Linked DNA regions of Homo sapiens: all the other regions are linked to region 1. The links are chromatin loops, found by intact Hi-C in ENCODE. Cell type or tissue: mammary epithelial cell. All regions are shown on one strand.

The links. Peaks named below come from ENCODE experiments on the same cell type or tissue, not always from the same donor. Only the 100,000 strongest peaks of a DNase experiment are listed, where the experiment ranks them.
Region 2: a loop joins it to region 1, with 27 times the contacts of the local background. A loop is called at or near these places in 7 of 110 quality-filtered maps.
Region 3: it touches region 1 in a loop (9-fold over the local background); 2 of 110 quality-filtered maps call a loop at or near these places.

What each region holds. Positions count from the first base shown.
Region 1 is chr21:36,138,154-36,146,153 of GRCh38, reverse strand. CBR3 (carbonyl reductase 3) reads right to left here. Exons shown (of 3, transcript NM_001236.4): 3 at 1-78. All of the region lies in intron 2 of CBR3-AS1 (CBR3 antisense RNA 1), which reads left to right. Among named protein-coding and RNA genes, the nearest start is that of CBR3, 7.1 kb to the right of the region's middle. In mammary epithelial cell, a CTCF peak has its summit at 4,514 (motif pointing left); a DNase peak (open chromatin) is centred at 4,453; H3K27ac peaks cover 516 bases.
Region 2 is chr21:36,914,352-36,922,351 of GRCh38, reverse strand. The region is part of intron 5 of HLCS (holocarboxylase synthetase); the gene reads left to right. Among named protein-coding and RNA genes, the nearest start is that of HLCS-AS1, 48 kb to the left of the region's middle. RefSeq lists a silencer at 4,469-4,763. In mammary epithelial cell, a CTCF peak has its summit at 4,610 (motif pointing right); no DNase peak of the experiment used is centred here.
Region 3 is chr21:36,415,641-36,423,640 of GRCh38, reverse strand. It overlaps CHAF1B (chromatin assembly factor 1 subunit B), which reads right to left. Exons shown (of 14, transcript NM_005441.3): 14 at 4,626-7,366. The coding sequence ends at 7,275. Among named protein-coding and RNA genes, the nearest start is that of CLDN14-AS1, 11 kb to the left of the region's middle. In mammary epithelial cell, CTCF peaks have their summits at 1,222 (motif pointing left) and 3,537 (motif pointing left); a DNase peak (open chromatin) is centred at 3,510.

The sequences.
Region 1 (8,000 bases):
GGAACCTTTCCTGCAGATCTTCACTGCAGTTTTCAAAAGCCCTTAAACACTGCAAACTACTGATATTCACCACTCTCCCTGAAACAGAATGATAAATATATGAAAGCATATCACAGAGGTACAACCACTGGTTGAATAATATACCAAACATATGATTGAGTCTTGGTGCAGGTTTTTTTTTTTTTTTTTTTTTGAGACAGAGTCTCGCCCTGTTGCCCAGGCTAGAGTGCACTGGTGCCATCTCGGCCCACTGCAAACTCCACCTCCCAGGTTCAAGCAATTCTCCTGCCTCAGCCTCCTGAGTAGCTGGAATTACAGGCGTGAGCCACCATATTCTGGCTAATTTTTGTATTTTTAGTAGAGACAGGGTCTCACCATGTTGGCCAGGCTGGTCTTGAACTCCTGACATCAAGTGATCTTCCTGCCTCAGCTTCCCAAAATGCTGAGATTACAGGTGTGAGCCACCGCACCTGGCCATTGTGTAGGTTTAATTGCTGATTAAAAACAAAAAAGTGGCTGGATGCTGTGGCTTATATCTGTAATCCCAGCACTTTGGGAGGCTGAGAGGAGTGGATCACTTGAACCCAGGAGTTCAAGACCAGCCTGGGCAACGTGGCAAAACTCTGTCTCTACTAACAATAGAAAAATTAGCTGGGTGTGGTGGCGTGTGCCTGTGGTCTCAGCTACTCAGGAAGCTGAGGTAAGAGGATCACCTGAATCCAGGAAGTAGAGATTGCAGTGAGCCATGATCACACCACTACACTCCACTACACTCCAGCCTGGGTGACACGAATGAGACCCTTTCTCAAAAAGTAATAATCAAATTTAAAAAAAGATTAAAAATGTGACTATAGAAGGCATAAAATCTATGCACCCATGGGATTTAATTTTTTTGGCCCTATTCTCCCAAGGGGAAGAACACACCTCCATCAGTGACAGGGGGGGCTCCCTTTCTCAGGGATTCGCTGAGAGATGGGTGAGGTAGTAAATTTGTAGATTCCCCAGGCAGTTTTATTTTTACTTTTACTTAAATTTATTTATTTATTTTTTAAGACGCAGTCTTGCTCTATCACGCAGGCTGGAGTGCAGTGGCACAATCTTGGCTCACTGCAACCTCCGACTTCCGGGTTCAAGCAATTCTCCTGCCTCAGCCTCCCAAGTAGCTGGGACTACAGGTGCCCACCACCACGCCCAGCTAATTTTTGTAATTTTAGTAGAGATGGGGTTTTGCCATGTTGGCCAGGCTGGTATTGAACTCCTGACCTGAAGTGATCTGCCCACCTCGGCCTCCCAAAGTGCTGGAATTACAGGCGTGAGCCACTACACCTGGCCTAAAATTTTTTTATTTTGTTTTGTGAGACAGAGTCTTGTTTTGTTGCCTAGGCTGCAGTGCAGTGGCACAATCTCGGCTCACTGCAACCTCCGCCTCCCAGGATCAAGTGATTCTACTGCTTCAGCCTCCCAAAGTGCTGGAATTACAGGCGTGAGCCACTACACCTGGCCTAAAATTTTTTTATTTTGTTTTGTGAGACAGAGTCTTGTTTTGTTGCCTAGGCTGCAGTGCAGTGGCACAATCTCGGCTCACTGCAACCTCCGCCTCCCAGGATCAAGTGATTCTACTGCTTCAGCCTCCCAAAGTGCTGGAATTACAGGCGTGAGCCACTACACCCGGCCTAAAAATTTTTTATTTTGTTTTGTGAGACAGTCTTGTTTTGTTGCCTAGGCTGCAGTGCAGTGGCACAATCTCGGCTCACTGCAACCTCCGCCTCCCAGGATCAAGTGATTCTACTGCTTCAGCCTCCCAAGTAGCTGGGATGAAGGTGTGTGCCACCATGCCCAGCTAATTTTTGTATTTTTTTAGTAGAGATGAGGTTTCACCATGTTGGCCATACTGGGCTTGAACTCCTGACCTCAAGAGATCCGCCCGCTTTGGCCTCCCAAAGTGCTAGGATTACAGGTGTGAGCCACCGTGTGCCCAGCCCGCTGGCAGTTTTATAAAACTGCTCCTCCCCAGCATACACACTCCAAGTACTTATAAACCTGCTTTCTGAGGGACAGTGCTCTCACCCTAAGGACTAAAGCTCTCAATTTCCTAGGCACACCCAATGTCCTAGGACAGTGGGCAGCCACCCCAATTCCTTAGTGCCACAACCAGCAGTAAGGAATCCCTGGGGATGACTCTGTCTGTCCTTCATTATGGACACTTCACGTGTGGAATGGGCTGTTTTTCCATCCTGGTTTTTATCTCATCACTTTTTTTTTTTTTTTTTTTTTGAGACAGAATCTCACTCTGCCAGCCAAGCTGGAGTGCAGTGGCATGATCTCGGCTCACTGTAGCCTCCACTTCCCAGACTCAAGTGATCCTCCTGTCTCAGCCCCACAAATAACTGGGCCCACAGGCACACACCACTGCACTCAAATAATTTTTGTATTTTTCGTAGAAACGGGGTTTCTCCATGTTGGCCGGGCTGGTCGCAAACTCCTGAGCTCAGGAGATCTGCCTGCCTTGGCCTCCCAAAGTGCTAGGATTATAGGCGTGAGCCACTGCATCCGGCCTGATTTCATTACTTTTTAGTCCCTATTTGATAATATTAATATTCATTAAATTATGAATTAATATTCATGTTGATCATGATTCACAGCTACTAAAGAGACAATTGTGCCCATAGAAACAAATATGTAGGCCAAAAATTTTACAATTTGAAGTACTGGTGGAAATCCAAAAACCAGTAAATGTGTTAATTTACACATTTCATCAGCATCAAACCCCACTAATTTTAGTGAGTTCTTTTATTATGTATTATTCTGAATGCATATTCTCTGTGTCCAATAGGGTCTTTTTTTTTTTCTTTGAGATGAGTCTTGCTCTGTTGTCCAGGCTGGAGTGCAGTGGCGCGATCTCAGCTCACTGCAACCTCTATCTCGGGTTTAAGTGATTCTCCTGCCTCAGCCTCCCAAGTAGCTGGGATTACAGGTGTGCGCCACCATGCCCAGCTAATTTTTGTATTTTTAGGAGAGATGGGGTTTCACCATGTTGGCCAGGCTGGTCTCAAACTCCTGACCTCAGGTGCTCTGCCTTCCTCGGCCTCCCAAAGTGCTGGGGTTGCACGCATGAGCCACCGCACCTGGCCGGATCTGTAGATTTTATTTCATTTTCTGAATGGCATTCCCCACAAGTTCCCATTGCAAGGGAGCTGCACATTCTTGTGGACCCCAATCCCACAAGAGATACCCTCACTCTGTCCTTGGAAACTAGCACCTCACTCATCCCCCCAGGTACCTAGTACTATTCAGTATTTCTTTCCTTCCTTCTCTCTCTCACTTTCAAAGATGAAGTGTATGTATGTATTTCTTTCCTGTTACAGAGAAGTTACAAGAATAGTTCGATAAATACCCTATGCCCATCACCTAAGTTCACTAATTGTTAACATTTTGCTGTGTTTGCTTTTTCCCTCTCTGTCCCTTTTTCTCTCCAAGTTGCTGATATCATAAACCTTCATCTTAAACACTTTAGTATTATATATGGTAGCAAGGGCATTCCCCTACATTACTACAGTTATGACCACATGCCAGGCATTTATCATTATACAACACTATTATCTAAAATACAGCCCATATTCAAATGTGTCCAAATTGTCCCAGTAATGTTCTTTTACAGTTTTTGTTTGCTTTAATCCAGGGTCCAAAGTAGGATCATGGATTGCGTTTTTTTTTTTTTTTTTGAGATGGAGTCTCGCTCTGTCACCTAGGCTGGAGTGCAGTGGCGTGATCTCGGCTCACTGCAAGCTCCACCTCCCGGGTTCATGCCATTCTCCTGCCTCAGTCTCCCAAGTAGCTGGGACTACAGGCGCCTGCCACCATGCCTGGCTAATTTCTTGTATTTTTAGTAGAGACGGGGTTTCACCGTGTTAGCGAGGATAGTCTCAATCTCCTGACCTCATGATCCGCCCGCCTTGGTCTCCCAAAGTGCTGGGATTACAGGCGTGAGTCACCGCACCTGGCCCATGGATTGCATTTAATTGTCACATCTCTTTCATATATTTTAATGTAAGGTAGTTGGCAATGACTTTTTTGAAGACTGTAGACCATTATTTTGTAGTATTTCTCTCAAAGTGAATTGGTCTGTTCTCATGAGGAGAGTCACATCAATATTTTGGCCAGGAATACTACATCAGTGATGTTGTGTTCTTCATTGCTTTCTAAACAGCTTTGTTCTCAGAAACTTGGCGGCTACAAGGAATTAAATGTGAATGGGAAAGGAAGAAAGAAAAACACAGATCATAGAAGCTGTGCCTTCGAGGAAATAAATCCTCTTAAGGGGAGGAGGTGTCCTCTTTGATCTGAGGGCACACCTCTGGGAGAGAGGCCAGAGGCTGACAGTCAGCCTCGTCAGCCAGATGCGTCATCAGCCCTGGGAAGGGCTGCACCCACACCACCCTCCACTGAGGTCCAGGTGGCCCCACCGGTCCCGAAACACCTGCTGCCTTACTCTAGAAAGAGTAGGCAAGTTGCGCCCTCTAGTGGCTTAGTAGTTGCTTGTCCTATTGACTCAGAACCTTGAACAAATAAGCAAGTCAAATACAGATAGATGGTCCCTGCCCTCTGATGGTTCCACTTAGGACTTACTGACTTCACTGATGGATGAGGAAGCGATATGCATTCTGCAGAATCTGTACTTGGAGGCCCCATACAACCATTCTGCATTTCACTTTCAGTACAGATTCAATAAATTACATAAGATACTCAACATTTTATGATAAAATAGGCTTTGTGTTAGATGACTTTGCCAGACTATAGGCTAATGTAAGCGTTCAAAGCACCTTGAAGCTAGACGAGGCTGACCTATGGTGTTTGGTAGGTCAGATGCGTTAAATGCATTTTTTTTTTTTTTTGAGACAAGGACTTGCTCTGTCGCCCAGGCTAGAGTACAGTGGCACAATCATAGCTCACTGCAGCCTCAACCTCCTGGGCCCAAGCGATCCTCCCACCTCAGTCTCTCGAGAAGCTGGAACATGCCACTATGCCCAGCTAATTTTTAATTTTCATTTTTTGTGTAGAGCTGGGGTCTCCATATGTTGCTCAGGATTAAGTCCATTCTTATGATATTTTCTTTTCTTTCTTTCTTTCTTTTTTTTTTTTTTTTTTTGAGATGGAGTGTGGCTCTGTCGCCCAGGCTGGAGTGCAGTGGCGCGATCTGGGCTCACTGCAAGTTCCGCCTCCCGGGTTCATGCCATTCTCCTGCCTCAGCCTCCCGACTAGCTGGGACTACAGGTGCCCACCACCATGCCTGGCTAATTTTTTTGTATTTTTAGTAGAGATGGGGTTTCACCGTGTTAGCCAGGATGGTCTCGATCTCCTGACCTCGTGGTCTGCCTGCCTTGGCCTCCCAAAGTGCTAGGATTACAGGTGTGAGCCACTGTGCCCGGCCACAAAAACTTCTTAACCTAAAAAGGTGAATGGTGAGAATTGCACTTGTACTCTTGTACTTGCTCAGTTTTTTAGTGGGATGGGATCAGAGAAAGCCTGCAGGGAGAACTGCAGGTGCTCTGGAAGGGGATGGAGTTTTAAAGGTGTCTTAATACCTTGCAGCTCTCAAGTTCCCATTCAAAAATTTATCGGGAGAAAACTTCCCAACACTGGGTAAAAGACATCCCTATAATGGCTGCGTCCCTATATAGCCACAAAAAAGATAAAAGCTTTCTGACCAAACCTGGAGAGAGCCCCAGACATAAGGAGTAAAAAAAGCAAAGTGGCAAACATTGTATGAAATGTTACCTTCTGTGTAAAAAGGAGAGTTTTTAAAATGTGCGTTTATATTGGCTCAGATTTGCATTTAGAAACTCCATCCCCTTCAAAGCACCTGCAGTTCTCCCTGCAGGCTTTCTATGATCTCATCCCACTCAGAAACTGACAGAGTACAAGTGCAACTCTCACCATTCACCTTCTTAGGTTAAGAACTTTTTGCGTCTGAGTGCGGTGGCTCAAGCCTGTAATCCTAGCATTTTGGGAGGCCAAGGCGGGTGGATCACCTGAGGTCAGGAATTCGAGATCAAGCTGGCCAACATGGTGAAACCCTGTCTCTACTAGAAATACAAAAAAATTAGCTGGGCGTGGTGGTGCTCGCCTGTAAACCCAGCTACTTGAGAGGCTGGGGCGGAGAATCTCTCGTACCTGAGAGGCGGAGGTTGCAGCGAGCTGAGCTCATGCCACTGCACTCCAGTCTGGGCGACGGAGGGAGACTCTGTCTCAGAAAAAAAAAAAAAAAAAAAAAAGGTTTTGCATCCAGAGATAATTTTGTTTGTTTGTTTAAAGTGATGAGGGTCTTGCCATATTTTTCAGCCTGGTCTTAAACTCGTGGGCTCAAGTGATCCTCCTGCCTCAACCTCCCAAAGTGCTGAGATTACAGGCATGAGCCACCACACCCGGCCAATAATCCATATTCGAAATGTTAAATTAAGAAAAGCACACTTCTGGCCAGGTGCAGTAGCTCACACCTGTAATCCCAGCACTTTGGGAGGCTGAGGCAGATGAATCACTTGAGGTCAGGAGTTCGAGACCAGCCTGGCCAACATGGCAAAGCCCTGTCTCTACTAAAAATATAAAAATTAGCCGGGCGTAGCGGCACACGCCTGTAGTCCCAGCTACTCAGGAGGCTAAGGCAGGAGAATCCCTTGAACCCAGAAGGTGGAGGTTGCAGTGAGCTGAGATCCTGTCACTGCACTCCAGCCTGGGCAACAGAGCGAAACTCTGTCAAAAAAAAAAAAAAAAAAAGAAAAAGCAAGCACATTTTTAATAAAAACCACAGTTCTAAGAATCCACAGTTAACTTCTTGGGGAATAAAATCCTCAAGGAAGCAAGCTTCCCTGTACCCCAGCACAGCTGTCATTTCACACTTCAGATTCTTTGCTAATGGATATCTCCCCCACTAGAGTTTCAGCTCCACCAATGAGATGGTCCCTGTCTATAATGCTCACCATTGCACACCCAGATCCCAGCATAATGCCTGGAATATGGCAGGCACTCCAATGTTTGTAGGAAAAGTATAATAGTAACATTTATTGAATACCTGCAGGTATAGGCAAGACATTTCCTAATAAAGAAAATTTCTCGTTCGGGCATGGTGGCTCACACCTGTAATCCCAGCATTTTGGGAGGCAGAGGTGGGTGGATCACTTGAGGTCAGGAGTTTGAGACCAGCCTGGCCAACATAGTGAAATCCCATCTGTACTAAAAATACAAAATGAGCTGGGCGTGGTGGTGCACACCTGTAATCCCAGCTACTCCAGAGGCTGAGACAGGAGAATCGCTTGAACCTGGGAGGCGGAGACTACAGTGAGCCGAAATTGTGCCACTGTACTCTAGCCTGGATGACAGAGCGAGACTCTGTCTCAAAAAAAAAAAAAAAAAAAGAAAAGAAAAAAAAAGAAAAGAAAATTTCTTTTGGGTTTTCTGAATCAACTTGAGAAAGTATGGTATAAGAAGAAAGGAATATAGGAAAAGTTGTAATGCTAAAACAGATACCAAGGTCCAGAGATGAGCTAGATGTGGGCCCATCACCTTGGAGGGCTGGAGGACTCATGAGATTGACCAGAGGCAAGCGGCCTTTGGGGACTCACAGCATTCTATCATTCTAGGATTGAGTTCATGACATGGATCCCAAAAGCATTGTGATATGTCACACTTATCTTTGGAACTTAAAGCTAAGGCTGGGCATAGTGGCTCACGCCTGTAATTCTAACACTTTGGGAGGCCAAGGTGGGTGGATCACCTGAAGGTCAGGAGTTCAGGACTAGCCTGGCCAACATGGTGAAACCACGTCTCTACTAAAAATATAAAAAATTAGCCGGGTGTGGTAGTGGGTGCCTGTAATCTCAGCTACTCGGGAGGCTGAGGCAGGAGAATTGCTTGACCCCGGGAGGTGGAGGTTGCAGTGAGCCAAGATCACACCATTGCACTACAGCCTGCACAACAAGAGCAAAATTTCTTCCCACCACCCACCC
Region 2 (8,000 bases), 780 kb before region 1:
TCAGTGGAAGGAATATTGGAGTTTCTGTTCCGTAACATACACATATATCAAAGCATCATGTGGTATACCAGAAATGTACATACTTTTTACTTGTCAATTAAAATAAATATTTTTTTCTAAAAAGGAGATATTGGAGTTAAAGACTATGATTTCAATTCTCATTGATCATTGGAGCTACTGTCCTTTACAAAAAAATTCTATAACTCAAATTTTATTTCGTGAATTGAGGAACGTGGCTTTAATTTAAAAAAACAGAGTCTTTTAATCGATACTTTTAAGGGTATTTGAGTTTTTAAAATTTCAACCATATGAATACATATTATGATAATATATATGCATATACATTTATATATTTATTTATTTAAGTGCATATGTCTGTTTTAACCAGAACTACAGAAAAACTTAAGATTGCTGAGATAGAACGTGCCTTTGTGGAGTGGTCATTTCTCCCAGAGAGTGAGAGAAGACTTAGAGTAGCGGGTCTGGAGATTTCTGGTAAAAGGGAAATGCACTTTCCCTTGACACGAGGTTCACAGCACAATTTTGTTGTGTAGGTGTTTGTGTCTCTGGTGGGTCTCTGGCATGTGTGTCTGAGTGCAGGGGACAGGGGCTCTGGGTGAAGAGGAGGGCTGCTTTGGCACTGTGCTGCTGCGCCTCCGAGGCTGAGATTCAGATTCTAGGTGTGAGCGAAAGGAGAACAGCGTTGCCCATCAGCAGTCAGCTAGATCGCTGGGTCCTGAACATGCGTATCATAGGACCATTGTCAGTTTCACCCACCATGAGGCTTTCCTGAGCCACTGGTCTATAAAAACTTTTAGTTTAATTCAACCTGCCTCCTACATGCATTAAGGAAAAGTTTAGAAAATTAAAATTAAAGTTGAAAGTGAATATTCTTTTTTCTTTTTCTTTGAGACAGAGTCTCACTCTTACCCAGGCTGGAGTGCAGTGGCACGATCTCGGCTCACTGCAACCTCCACCTCCCGGGTTCAAGCGATTCTCCTGCCTCAGCCTCCTGAGTAGCTGGAATTATAGGCACACACCACCACGCCCAGCTAGTTTTTGTATTTTTAGTAGAGACGGGGTTTCACCATGTTGGTCAGGCTGGTCTTGGACTCCTGACCTTGTGATCCGCCTGCCTCGGCTCCCCAAAGTGCTGGGATTACAGGCGTGAGCCACTGTGCCCGGCTGAAAGTGAATATTCTTCTCAGAAAACTTACTGAGTTTGCTTTTGTATGCCCTAGGTAAACATTTGGTAAGTTGCTCTCTTCTCTGAACAAAAATGAATCCTACGTAGAGTAGTTCACTGAAGAGTGATTGAATGATGGCACCACTGATCCCTCTTCCTGTTTTTAATTTCCGTAAATAAGAAAATACACCTTTTAAAAGAAACATCAAACAGTAGTTTCATAAATTAAAAAATGATGGTTAATTTGGGGGTGGGGGGATAGCCAGACTCTGCCTAGGATTGTCTAGATTACTTTTCATAGGCAACCTTGATGCATTTCAGGATTTAAGTTTTTCTGTAGCTTTTTAGTTAATAAAATGCTTTAAAGGTCAAAGGTCTATAATTTTGAAGGTTTTGCTCTGTGTATTTTTTCCTTCTGTGATGTTGGGGTTAGGTGTAGTGTCTCAGATTGGCCAAATGAGTTTTTCTTGGTAGACGGCTTTAAAAATTTTTTTTAATTTTAATTTAATAGGTACATAGTAGGTGTATACATTTATGGGATGCATGAGATGCTTTGATACAGGCGTGCTGTGCATAATAATCACATCATATAAAATGGGGTACCTATCTTCTCAAGCATTTATCCTTTATATTACAAACAAATTATATTATTTTAGTTATTTGAGCATGTACAGTTAAATTATTATTAACTGTAGTCACCCTGTTGTGCTATCAAATACTAGGTCTTATTCGTTCTTTTTATTTATTTTTATTTTTTGCATCCATTAACCATTCCCATCTCTGCCCCACCTTCCCACTAGGGTGGGTGTCTTTTTTTTTTTTTCTTTTTTCTTGAGACAGGGTCTCGTTCTGTCACTCAGGTTGGAGTGCAGTGGCATGATCATGGCTCACTGCAGCCTTGAACTCCTGAGCTCAGGTAATCTCCCACCTCAGCCTCCCAAGCAGCGGGGACTACAGGCACATATCGCCATACCTGGCTATTTTACTTTTGTGTTTTGTAGAGATGGAGTCTTACTTTTTGCCCAAACTGGTCTCAAATTTCTGGGCTCAGACAATTCTTCCGCCTCAGCTTCCCAAAGTACTTGGCCTCACAGGTATGAGCTACCGTGCCTGGTGCGTCACCAAATTCTCATGACCAAACCCTTCTCTGTTCTGTTGGGAGGGAGGGTAGACAAGATGACCTTTCTCATCCTTTGCAGGACTCTCTGCAGTATTTATGCTGGTCTTGGCAAAGCAAGTAGACTAAAAAAAATTTTTTTTAACTTTTTAAGCAGTTCCTTTGAATGCATTCTTTTCTAAGAATTTGTGATTATTACCATTTTCATCTTTATATTGGAACAAGTTAAAATCATAGATACATCTTCACAGTTAATTTCAGCACAATGAAATAATGTTTTGCTATCTGCTTTATTTTTATTTATTTCAGGCTAATTCTCTAATTTTACTGTTAATTTAAGAATTATCAATACACTATATAGCAGCCTCAGATTTACAAAGAAATTGTGTTTTCAAAATTTGTGTGCTAACTTGTCTTTTAACAATTTGGTCCCCATTATTTATGACAGTTGGGTTTTCCTAGCATCTCACGTATGTCCTCTTGCCCCATACTGCAATTAAACCATGGGAAACCGTCTTATCTGTTTCTGTGTCACATTCTGGCTTGCTGGAGCACGTATGCAGTGGGAACACTTTGAGCATCTCTTTCTACTTCTCCATCGTTCAACTCAGGACATAACAACCATATCTCGGACATTGCTCAAAAACGTTAAATTGGATACCTAGCAATACCATGGCATATGACTTAATTAATTTGCCTCGGTAGGTTAATACTTCTCTTATATTTAAGAAAACTTTTTTTCTTTCAAAGTAACTGTTGAACTTTACACACAAGTAAAAGCAAACATTTCATAGAAAATTTCAAATATGCAAAAGTAAATATAAATAATGAGTGAATTCTTCTGTACTCATCACTCTCTTTCACAGTTATCCATTTATGGCCAATCTTATTTCACTTCTTTCTACCCACTTCTCTGCCAGTATTATTTGGAAGGAATTCCCAGATACTGTTTCAGTTTTCTCATCTGCAAATATTTTAGTATGTGTCTCTGAAAGATGCGAGCTCTGTTTAAAAACATAATCACAATTCCACCGTCATACCTAAAATGAAACAATCTCTTCATATAATCTCATGTCCAGTCAGCCTTCCAGTTTCCAATTAGACATATTTAAAGATGGACTGTAGTATCTGTGCATTGTGTATAATAAGCACATGTGTATGATGAGCACGTTGGTCCTGTTGCAAAACAAATGTGAGAGAGAAACAACTGATGTTAACCCCTGTAACTTTTAGGGCAAAGTTGATTTCTGTGTCCTTGTTGAATGCCACATTTTAGCCCCCATTACAAGGCCATTCTGCAAATAGCAGCAAGTCGCCAATTGGAATAATATGCAGAAGAACCCTGAATGTTGAAATATGGGGGTTTTGTTCCAACTCTTACTCTTTCAGAACTAAACATGAGTTCCTCACCCTCTCTTTTCTGCATGCTAAGTCCTGGGTCTCTTTAGCAGGGACGGTATTGATTTTTGTTCTGTATGCTTTCAGCTCGGGTTGATGTTTAGCCTTTGACCCAGCCACTTTCTTACAATAAACAGTTTGTTGATGAGAGCAGCTGCTCAGCAGATTGTTTCCAGATTGTTCTCTGACAGCTGAGGACAGAGTGCACCTTACGAAGAAGTTGGCTTGAAGCTGATGGCGTCTCCTTCTTACCCTCTCTGCCTTTGAAGCCAACTGTCAGCCTCTGATCATTCCTCTATTTATATCCAGTGAAATGGTGTGAATCTGTGGCACTAGAAATCAGGCCTCACCTACAATCCTGAATATTTAATTTTGTTCTCTGAATGAATGGTTGCAGCATTTTCTAGAAGTTTCTGCCATATGGAGCAATTCCTTACTTTGCAGGAAGAATTTCCGGCACTCAGTACATAGGAGTTAGTGTACCATGGGGTGCTATGTAAGAAAGCAGACAGGCTGGGCTTTATTTTGTTCAGGAATCTGTGCTCCTTGAATATTTAAAGGCTTTCTATGCAAGTAAGGAATGAGATTACTTTCAAACTGAGTATGTATTATCTGCCTTGTGACTTGAGCCCTTTTAAAACAGTTCTCTTTATTTATTTTTCTACTTTTGAAAGAGAGTACTTCATTTTTTTTTTTTTTTAATGCAAGAGACAGATCATCCAATGACTTGGTGATTTACGTGGTCCAAAGTCACACCTTCGTTTGGATTTCTGCAGCTTCCCCAGTCACCTCCAGCTGTTACCTAGAATGGCCTGTCTGCTTGCAGCGACCTTCATTAAGAAGGGAAGGTCCGAGCTTTCAGCATGAGAGCCAACACTTTTTACTAAACTGGCCACCAGAGGCTGCTGTCAGAATGGTGAGGCTGAGCTCACCTCCCCGGAGGCAAGTTTACTTTTTCTACAACCAGTAAATTTTGTTAAGCTACCAATCCTGGTTTCAAAACTCAGGTCTCACTACACAGCCTCCAGTCACCAAGCATGCTTACGGCTGTAGCCCTTACAGCCAGGTATGACGTAGGAACTGGACAAAATTCAAGACCTAAGATTAAGACTTGTGTGTTTTTCATTCGGTGCCAATAAGCTGTTATTAATGCACTGATTCTGCATATACTGAACAGCTTCATGAAACGCACTGGGGTTTGTACTCGGGGAAAGTGCGCCCTGCATTTGGGCTGTACAAGATCTGGGTCTGTGGAGGGATGGCTCCATGAGGATGGAAATCTGTGGTTTTTCAGGGAGGTGTTCTTGCCTCAGAATGGTTCAGCAGCCCTTCCCCGGCAAAGGCAGCATGAAGGCTTGTTCAGATCAAAAGCTAAAAGGTGTTCTTCATTGCTGTTTTGCTTTTTGATTCTTTATGAAGGCTGTTTCTTTGATGATTCCACGATTAACAGCAGAACAAAAATCTACAGATCATGTAGGAGCTGGCAGGGCCTTTCAAGCTTCTGGGGAAAATCCTTTATTTCTCCCCCAATTTTTTGTTAAAAAAAATTGGAACTGAAGAAAAGGTAAAAGAGTCATACACCAACCCTATAAGCCCTGTGGAGCCTTCACCCAGATTTACCACTGGTGAACCTTTTGCCACATTTTCCTGATAAAGAGGGCCTTTTGTTTTTGTTTTGAAGATGCAAATGTTACTTCCTTTAAGTAAACCACAAAGCCCAGACCCTATTGTGGGTTGTTTCTAAGAGTGAGAGGCTTTGACATCTTTGCTTCCAGGAGAACGGCTCTAGTTTCTACTTGGCCCGGGGAGTATTTGTTTTATTTGAAGTAAAAGCAGTAGCCTACTAGTTTGTGATGGTTCCGTATGGCTGTGTATCACCCTACAGGGTTGAGGGGGATATTCCATCTTCATATGAACCAGCATTTATAAAGCACATGTGTATAAAGTTCTTAGAGTAGTAAGATTTTAAGTTTTAAATTGGTCAGGTGCAGCGGCTCATGCCCGTAATCTCAGCACTTCGGGAGGCTGAGGTGGGAGGATCGCTTGAGTCCAGGTGTTGAAGACCAGGTTGGGCAACACAGCGAGACTCCACCTCTACAAAAGATAAAAAAAAAAAAAAAAAAAAAAAAAAATTAGCTAGGCATGATGGTGTGCACCTATAATCCCAGCTACTTGGGAGGCTGAGATGAGAGGTTCTCTTGAGCCCGGGAGTTGAGTTTGTGATCGCGCCACTGCACTCCAGCCTGAGGAACATGTTGAGCAAGCAAGACCCTATCTCTTAAAAGAAAAGTCTTAAATTACAGAACATAAAAAAATCTTACAGCCGGATGCTATGAGGACAGATAGTTGATCTTTTATACTCAACAAAGGGATTCTACCCCTCTGATCTAGGAAAATTCCACTGATGATCATGTCACGGGTATAGGATTTGAATTTTTTCTTGCAATTTCCTAACCCAAGTATCGTGACTTGGAACCTTAGATCTAGTCACTTCCATAAGATTTTTTTTAGGTGGTTTGTATAAGTGCTATTGTTGTATTATTTGTATAAATATCTGTTTTCCCCATTAAACTGTCATGCAAGCTGATTTGAAAGCAAGGACCATATGTTGTTAATCTTTGTATCCCTTTCCCAGTATTTTGCTTATAGTAGACATTTAGTAAGCACATTTTATTTGGACACTTGCAAAGTGTTTTGGTTTTTCCCCCTAATGGATTGGGAGCTGCTTCCTTGGCTCCTGTGCACCGAGAGCCCCCAGAGACCCCAGGGACAGGCCGGCAGTGCACAGCCCTCTCTGCCCGAGCGGCTGCCCGCACAGTCCAGCTCTGTATTCTGGGAAAGCAGGATAAATAACCTAACAGGTTGTTAGGTTATTCTTAACAATCATGTTAAACAGTTTCTAGAAGAATCAGCTGTGGGCATGCCGGAGGAAACTGGCCAGATGGAGTTTCAGGGAAAAGTTGGAATTGTTTTGTGTGTTATTAAAAACACTTTTCAGTAGAAACTCTGCTTTTCTCCTATGAACGAATGCACCTTCTGAGCCGGAGCTTCTTAGACCGTGGCCTTGAGTGTGTGGGGTTAGACCCGCCCTCTCCTTGCACACGTAGGGCAGTGTTGGACGCCGCTCCCCTCTCTCCTGCCAGGCCTGGCCAGGTGTTATTCCCTGGGATTCTCTGAATGTTCCCAAGTGTCATGGTGACAGCCAGTTGGACCAGTGAACCTTTGCTAAGATAAGGTCCTGGAGCAGAAAGCTCTTGGCCTCTTGATATGGGGCCGCTTCTCTCTTTCCAGGTAACATATATTTTAACATAACATGATGTTAAAATTTCAACTGAGAATTAAACAGTGGAGGCTAAACATTGAATCTTGAAGCTCCGTTTTACCAGAGAGAGATGTTCTCGTTTTCTCGTTAGAAAAATGAAGAAGCTGCGGTCAGCCCAGGGAGTGCCTCTTGCGGCCTCACAGCTGATGGTGGCAGAGCTGAGGGCAGGATCCCATGCCAGAGTCCCCTGCCCCCACAAGAAGCCCAGGTGGGGCTGGCAGGTAACAGGCAAATAGCTGAGGATGGTGGGGCGGGGGGACATGTCAGCATCAGAAGGAAGGGAACGTGTGAATGGTCACGTTGGTGTGCATGTCGGCTAGGATGGGCACCTCTGGGTGCACCAGGCAGGGCTGCCTATGGGCCCCCAGGGCTCAGCCCCAGCGTTTTCCATGCCCTCCACCCCCACGCTGCCTGCTCTGTCAGAAGCCTGTTTGTGTTGGGCTGAGACAAATGGCGGGCGTTTTCCTTGGGCAGGCTTAATGAAGGCCCCAGAGACTCCTGTGGGTGTCGGTCCCGCACCCACGAGACCAGTGAGTGGAAGTTCGCGTCTCTCATTGTGGAGGCAGTGGCTGAGCTGCCCCATAGAGCCGCCCTCGCCGTTAGAGCCAACCCTGGCTTTCTCTTTGGTCTCTGCACTTGCAGAATAGATTCCGCTTCTACAGTGAGCCTGTTTGGCTTGGTGGAGGTGTGATGCCTATAAAACCAGCCTTATTAGAAATGACTTATTCACTCCCTGCTTTTACTGTTCTACTCAAGCCTTTTGTGGTCTTCGCTAGTTGGCAGGTAACAAAAAAATGCAGTAAATCCTGGGCCTTTCAGCGTCTGAGCCTGAGCTATCACTTTACATTATAAAAGGAAGACCGCTTAACAGACATTTATTGAGTGCCTACTGTGTCCCAGGCATTGGGGATCTAGAAAGCCCTGTGGCAAGTTCAGCCCTGGAGGAACTCATATTCCTGGGGGTTAGATAGCCAATG
Region 3 (8,000 bases), 280 kb before region 1:
AAAAAGAGGAAGCTACCTGTCTCAGGTAATCCTTTCAAACACCGTCAGGCATATGCTGCATCCCCATTTTACAGAGAGGAAAATGGAGGCCAAGGTCGGTGAAGTGAAATGTGCAAAGACCCACGGCAATTTATTGCTTAAGACAGAACTAAGCCCCTCTTCTAGCTCCAAAGTCCATGGTTTTCCACTCTCACCTCCCACACCCCCTTTCTCACCATCCCACACACTCCGGCAGCCCCAACTTGGGGGAGAAGCTGACAGTCACTTGGCTCGCTGGCCTAAGGTCCCCTGCCACCAACAAGGACAACTCCCTTGCCAGCCTTCCACCCACCCGCCTGGTTTAAGGTCTAACGCTAATATTAGGTGCTGCCTGGCCTCTAAAACTGGAAGGGCCTTGAATGGCTTAACTGCAAGCTCCCCTCCCCACTCTCCAGCCGGGCCTTATCATGGCCCCAGGCGCATCTCCTGTTTATCCCTGAGCAGCAGGCTTCACTTCCCAACCACCCCAGGAATTAGTCACATGAGCCCATCACATCCTCCTGTGGGAACCAGGGGGACCCCGTCCTCTTGTTACTGCAAAGCCGGCTGCCCACCACCCCTGCGGTTCACTCTGCCCTCGAGTGCTGCCCCGTGTGGCCCTGCCTGGACGGAGTACTCCCCCTCCCAAGCTGTGAGTGATGCGACTAGCAAACAGCTGTGCACCTCAGGTGTCCCGTGTTGGATGCTGTGTTTGACCATCCCGAAACCCCAGTGTGGGAATCCCTCCCTCACCAACAGGGTGGAAAGGAGGCGATCAAAACGCACCTCTGGTGCAGGGGCCGTGGGGAGAGAGCTGCTGCTAGGGGGTGGGCAGGCCACCTGGCCAGCCAGGCAATGTGGCGGGGCAGTGGCCCAGTGACATCAAGGATTAGGAGACAGGCCACGTCTAAGGCGGCCTTGAATATCGAGGATTCTGTGGAAATCAAAAGGACAAACAACTCAAATGCCTCTGGTGTCAACGACAACCAGCAGACATGTCAGTCCTGGAGGCATGGTCGGACTCTGGATGGGACAGTCACGGGAACAGCTGCCTATCTGATAAGGGGCCGCCAGGGAATTCACAGCAGTTTCCAACAGCAGAGCCCCACAGAGAGCAGGGACAAGAGACCTGGGCCCGGGAAGGAGACAGGGACAGGACTCTTTGGGGCAAGTAGGAGAGAAGGATTAGCAATACCGCCCCCTAGTGGCTTCCGCAAGTGCCCGGCCTGTTAGGAACCCGAGTTCCTTGCTTTGGGGGTGGCGGCAGTCACAGGGCATTTACTCCTTCCTGTAACTGTCACGTGAAAGCAGAATGACACCGGCATGGGGGGTGACTTTTCCCCAACACTCAGCCTCTTGGGTCGTGGAATATGGATGCTTGTCATGAAATGGCTGAGCTCCAAGTATTCCATTCCCCTTCAAATTTTCCAGACTTCCCAATCTCCCCCATCGGGGGTTCCCTACGCTGAGGGCCTGGAGTCTCCTGAGCTTTGGAAATTGCATGTGTCCGGCTCACTTGCAGAGGCTGACTCCGGATCTGGACAAAGCCCAGGCTTGAGGTGATGTTCTTTTGTTTTGCTTTTGAGCACAGCCAGCTCCACAGACTCAGAGGGCCGGAGGAGACAAGGAGGAACTCGAGGGAAGAGAAGACCTGGAGCAGGAGGGGCTGACACCAGCCCTCACTTCATCCCAGACTATACAGACTCACCAAGGGCTCTGACCAGGAACAGAGACCAGAGTGATTTCAAAGAAAGAATCTGTGATGACACTTGAAATGGCTTTTATAGATAATATTTGATGACGGAAGGAGACATCAGGTTGTTCTGGGTATTAAGAAAACAGAGGCTGGCCGGGTACGGTGGTTCACGCCTGTAATCCCAGCACTTTGGGAGGCCAAGGCGGGTGGATCACAAGGTAAGGAGTTCGAGACCAGCCTGACCAACATGGTGAAACCCCGTCTCTACTAAAAATACAAAAATTAGCCAGGCACGGTGGCAGGCGCCAGGTACTTGGGAGGCTGAGGCAGGAGAACCACCTGAACTCGGAGGGCGGAGGTTGCAGTGAGCCGAGATCACGCCACTGCACTCCAGCCTGGGCAACAGAGCGGGACTCCATCTCAAAAAAAAAAAAAAAAAAAAAAAAATACCAGCACTTGGGAGGCTAAGGTGGGAGGATCGCTTGAAGCCAGGAGTTCAAAACCAGCCTGGGTAACATAGTGAGACCCCAGGAATGAGATCTACAAAAGAAAAAATTTAAAAATGAGCATGGTGGTGCATGCCTATAGTCCCAGATACTCGGGAGACTGAGGCAGGAGGATTGTTTGACCCTGGAGGCTGCAGTAAGCCAAGATGGTACCACTGCACTCCAGCCTGGGCAACAATGAACCCCTATCTCAAAAGAAGAAAAAAGGGCCAGTCTATTACCCCCTCTGTATAATCATTGCTACAAATTTGTTACAGACTCTTTGAAAGGGGCAACACCTGTTGCTTCACGCCATCACTCAGAACTGAAACTTGAGGGAAAAACAGCCCTCTCTGCAGGGGACCCACATCAGTGGAAATATTTTCCCCTCCATGCTGACCTTGTCTACGCTAAGGCAGGACATAAGGTACAGGGGCCAGCAGAAGAAAGTGCCCTCCACAACCACCACCTCTCACAACTGAGTGCTTAAAACCACCACAGAATTTGCTAAAAGCAGGACATGGAAGGTAACAGCTAGATGACACGTGGTTCTGCCTTCGATCTGGGACAAAAGGGCCAGGCCAGAGACGGAGGACCACCCAACTGCATCCCCAGAGGCTGCGCACAGGCAGGCGTGGGGTCGACTCCCAAGGGGAGGGTGACAGGGAGGCCGGGTGACGAACAGGGCAACTCCAGACAAAATGGGGATTCATGCCAAGTGGGGAAGCAGTGGGGGACCCCAAAACACCCAGCCTGCCCAGAGAACACACCGGGTACCCTAGATGACAAGGATATCCTGCTCCTAGAAAAATCTAGAACGCCCCATCCGATCACTTTCCGTTCTCTCTTGCGTTGCCTCTCGACCTTCTCGGCTCGGCCCTTCTCACTCCAGGCTACAACCCAGTCTCCAACCCAGCTCTCCCAGGGCGCCTCACCACTCTGTTTTCCCTGTATTTACTTATGTTGGTCTCCCCAAGCCAGGATGTAGGCCCCAAGAGGGTGGTGGCTTTTGTCTGGTTTGTTCCTGAGGTGTCCTCTGGTACCCAGAGGATATTTGATAGACATTTCTTGAATGAATGAATGAATGAATGAATGAATGAATGAACAAAGGCATGGCCATGCACATACTGCTTTCATCATCCTCTCCCACCCCTGTCTGCTCAACAGTGTTCCACTCTGGGTCTGGCCATCGGGGCGGAAGCCGGTATCTAAGGCCACTCTGTTCCCAAGACCGGACAGGGGCGCGGATCACTTAGAGGAGGTGGGGCGGAGACATGGGACCTTCAGGCCTAAGGAAGCAGGACTGCTGAGTGGATTCAGTGGGGACAGTGACCCCCAGTGGCCACTGAGAATTTGTGCATGAAAACAAGTGTGTTACTTCAATATGCCAGGCAAGGGAAGTACAATCTGGCTCAGCTTCCAGCTGCATTAACTCAGTCTCTCGTTTCTCTGTGGGTGACCCCCCCCTACATTTTCTCTTACCCCTCTCCCCTACCAAAGCAAACAAAGTCCAAGGTTTTCTAGCTGTAGAGACTTTTTCTGATGAAGAAACAGGCACAGACCCATGAAGTAATTTGTCCAAGTCTGTCTGTCCTACACACACACCCAAGGTTGAACTGTAGCTTAATAACCAGGGAGGCTGCAGAAGTCCTGGGAGACCCCAGACCAGGGAAGAAGGGGCTGGAGCAGCTCATCCTCCACCTCCTCCCTCTCCCCATTTGATGTTTCCAGAGCCAAGGACTTGGAACCTATGTTGTTTAAGTGAACGCTGACAACTATTTAGGTAAGGAGGGCCAAGGGCATCGTTACACAGATGTGCTTTCAGCAAAGACGACGGAAGTGGATATAAGGGAGGAAACTGGAGTAAACGAGGACCCCAGGAGACTTTCTCCCCTGCCCCGTGGCACATCCTCCTGCCCCTCTCTGCTAGAGGGCCCTGGCCCTGTGGGCACTTGCTGAGGATGGCTGGGCCCGTTATCCACGATAACCCGAGGAGGCACCGCATACCCCTGTCCACCGTACGGGCCACTGCATAAAATGAAGGCTTCACCCTCTGCTGCCCACGCTGAGCCTCCAACTTTCTTCCTTCAAACGCCGACCTATCCTCACAATCCCAGATTCCAGGGAAGTCAGGTCAAGTTCTCCCAAGCAGTCTCCCCAAGCCTGAGACTGATTTTCTTCTAGGCACCCCCAGCAGCAGGAACTAATATTCAACAGTAGAGTTGCTAGAGACATCTGGAAATACTGCTCAAAACAGAAACAACGACCCCTCCAAGTACAGATCCAGAACCATGAGAAGGATCTTCAACCCAGCAGCCACTGTAAGGTGGAAGCCTGCCCAACCTTCAGGCTGGGCTCCCTTTGCAAAAGCTTTCCCAATACACTGCCCAGATGGTTGCAGGCAGTTTTAGACTATGACACTGAAGTGACTTCACTTGGTCTTTTATTGCCAATTTTGATTTATATTTAAGGATGATGGCTGAGAACAGGCAGGCCATCAGGGGTCCCCCACCCCAACTCCCACAATCAATGCACAAGAAACAGATTTGTAAAACCTAATACTGTTCTTCTTTTTCTCTTTTTTTTTTTTTTTGAGACAGAGTCTCGCTCTGTCGCCCAGGCTGGAGTACAGTGGCACCATCTCAGCTCACTACAAACTCCGCCTCCCGGGTTCAAGCGATTCTTGTGCCTCAGCCTCCCGAGTAGCTGGGATTACAAGTGTGTGCCACCGCGCCTGGCTAGTTTTTGTATTTTTAGTAGAGATGGGGTTCCACCATGTTGGCCAGGCTGGTCTCAAACTCCCAACCTCAAGTGATCCACCCACCTTGGCCTCCCAAAGTGCTGGGATTACAGGTGTGAGCCACCACACCCAGAAAAACCTAATACTGTTCCTCCCCAGGTATGGCCAGGAAGCAGGCTGCTCAATAAGGACAGGGGACCCATGGTCATTCATCTGTCTGCACAGGATCAACAACTGCAAACCGCACCTCACGCCAGCCACATGACACTGAAAGCTGTCTCTTTTCAGAAGAGCTGATGGCACCTCCTGCATACTGTCCTTCAGTCCGCGGCCCCAGCAAAGGAGGATGTCAATCAGTGACGGGGCAGAGATAATCAAGAAAATGCTTTCGGCTGGGCGCGGTGGCTCACGCCTGTAATCCCAGCACTTTGGGAGGCTGAGGTGGGCAGATCACGAGGTCAGGCGTTGGAGACCAGCCTGACCAACATGGTGAAACACCATCTCTACTAAAAATACAAAAATTAGCCGGGCGTGGTGGCGGGTGCCTGTAATCCCAGCTACTGGAGAGGCTGAGGCAGGAGAATCCCTTGAACCTAGGAGGTGAGGTTGCAGTGAGTGGAGATTGCGCCACTGCACTCCAGCCTGGGTGACAGAGCGAGACTCTGTCTCGGAAAAAAAAAAAAATGCTTTCAGTGGAAATGCATTTAACCAGAACAGACCGTATCCAGGGAAAGTTTTTTCCCTTAGATTTCTCAATCTTGGCTGCGCATCAGAATTACTCCAGGAGCTTTAAGAAATCCTAATATTCAGAACATACCCCAGACCGATTAGGCCAAATCCTCCGAAGCGGGAACCCAGGCACTGGTATGTCAGCTCTTAGGTGATTTCAGTATGCAGCTACAGTTGAGAACCACCCGTCAAAACAGATACCATTTGACCAGGCATGGTGTCTCACGCCTGTAATCCCAACACTTTGGGAGGCTGGGGAGGGAGGATTACTTGAGCCCCAGGAGTTCGAGACCAGCCTGGGCAACATGGAAAAACCCCGTCTCCCCTAAAAATATAATAATTAGGCCAGGTGCAGTAGCTCACACCTGTAATCCCAACACTTTGGGAGGCCGAGGCAGGCAGATCATCTGAGGTCAGGAGTTAGAGACCAGCTTGGCCAACATGGCAAAACCCCATCTCTACTAAAAATATAAAAATTAGCCGGATGTGGTGGCACACACCTGTAATCCTAGCTACTCAAGAGGCAGAGGCAGGAGAATCGTTTGAACCCAGGAGGCGGAGGTTATAGTGAGCCGAGATTGTGCCACTGTACTCCAGCCTGGGCGACAGAGTGAGACTCCATCTCAAAAAAAAAAGAAAAAAAATATATATATACACACATACTTGTGTGTGTGTGTATATATATATATATGTATCATATATATGTGTGTGTGTGGGTGCATGTGTGTGTGAAATTAGCATGGCATGGTGGCACATGCCTGTAGTCCCAGCTACTCGGGAAGCTGAGGTGGAAGGATCGCTCGAGCCCAGGAGGTCGAGGCTGCAGTGAGCTGAGATAGCGCCACTGCACTCCAGCCTGGGCAACAGAGCAAGACCCTGTCTCAAAAAACAAAAAAGATACTTTTTTTGCTTTGAAAAACCAATCTAAAAAACTAACCTATTTAGATACCAAATTGCATATGAAATAAAATCTCAATTCTCTTTTTAGAATAAATAGATCCACAAAAATGCTAAGGAAATATACTACAACATTAACGAGGGTTACTTCTGGTGGGAAGATGATGGGTGATACCCATCTTTTTCACTTCACTTAGTTACTAAAAGAATAAGCATCGTCACCTTTAAAATCAGAAAACAAACACAACTACCTTCCAAAGTTTAATCAATCAACTCCTTAGAAGTGAAATCTAACAATCACTTCAAATACTCTAAAATTCGACAGAGTAAAATCTCAAATTACTTTCTCATCTTCCTAATTCTTATTGAAAAGGAGTCCCTCCATGAAGTGTGTGCACTTTCACGAGGATGCCAGGGAGGACTCACTGATTTTCACACTGGATAACGTTGAACCGCTCCAGTTTCAGAAACTCATCAAAAAGAGGATTTACTACGTTAAAACGTTCATGTCCCAAGTTAAAAATGGATACTGAATACAACAGCATCCATATTTCTGGAGAAAAATCAGTACACATGTCACTTCTGTTATAGAAATCCATTTACAGTGTGTCCCGCTCCATGGAAGCCCTGGTCTCAGGCACCTCCAGCTTTACCGTCTCCCTGCACACACCGGGAGCCTGGTAGGCTTCGAGCAGAAGCCGAGGTCCCATCAAGGGTCCAGACTTTCCGTGCCTCCTTTGTTTTCATCGAGTCTGGGCCGCTTTAGCTCTGGGGGACTGCCCTGAGCGTCTCCAGGCGTCTCTGCAACATTAACAAACATAAGGTTGGCAAGTAAATGAAGAATTCTGGAAGTCAAGGGCTGACATTTACAGAATACAGAGCCAAGACACGGAACTGAGCTGCCTGGCAAGATCCTATACTGATATAATGGAAGTTCTATAGAGTGGCTCTCAACCAGGGGCGATTTTGCCTCTCAAGGGACAGTGGGCAATGTCTAGTGGCATTTTTGAATGTCATGGGCAAGCTGGGCGCGGTGGCTCACGCCTGTAATCGCAGCACTTTGGGAGGCTGAGGCGGGTGGATCATTTGAGGCCAGGAGTTCAAGACCAGCCTGGCCAACGTGGTGAAACCCCCGACTCTACTAAAAATACAAAAATTACCCGGGTGTGATGGCGCACGCCTGTAGTCCCGGCTACTCGGGAGGCCGAGGCAGGAGAATTGCTTGAACGTGGGAGGTGGAGGCTGCAGTGAGCCGAAATCGTGCCACTGCATTCCAGCCTGGGCGACAGAGCAAGACTGCATCTCAAAAAAAAGAAAAAAAAAAAAAGAATGTCATGGGCAAGAAGTAGCAGCCGGGGATGCTGTTAAACATCGCATAATACACAGGACAGTCCTCCACAACAAAGAATTGCCTGGCCCACAAGGTCAGCAGTCA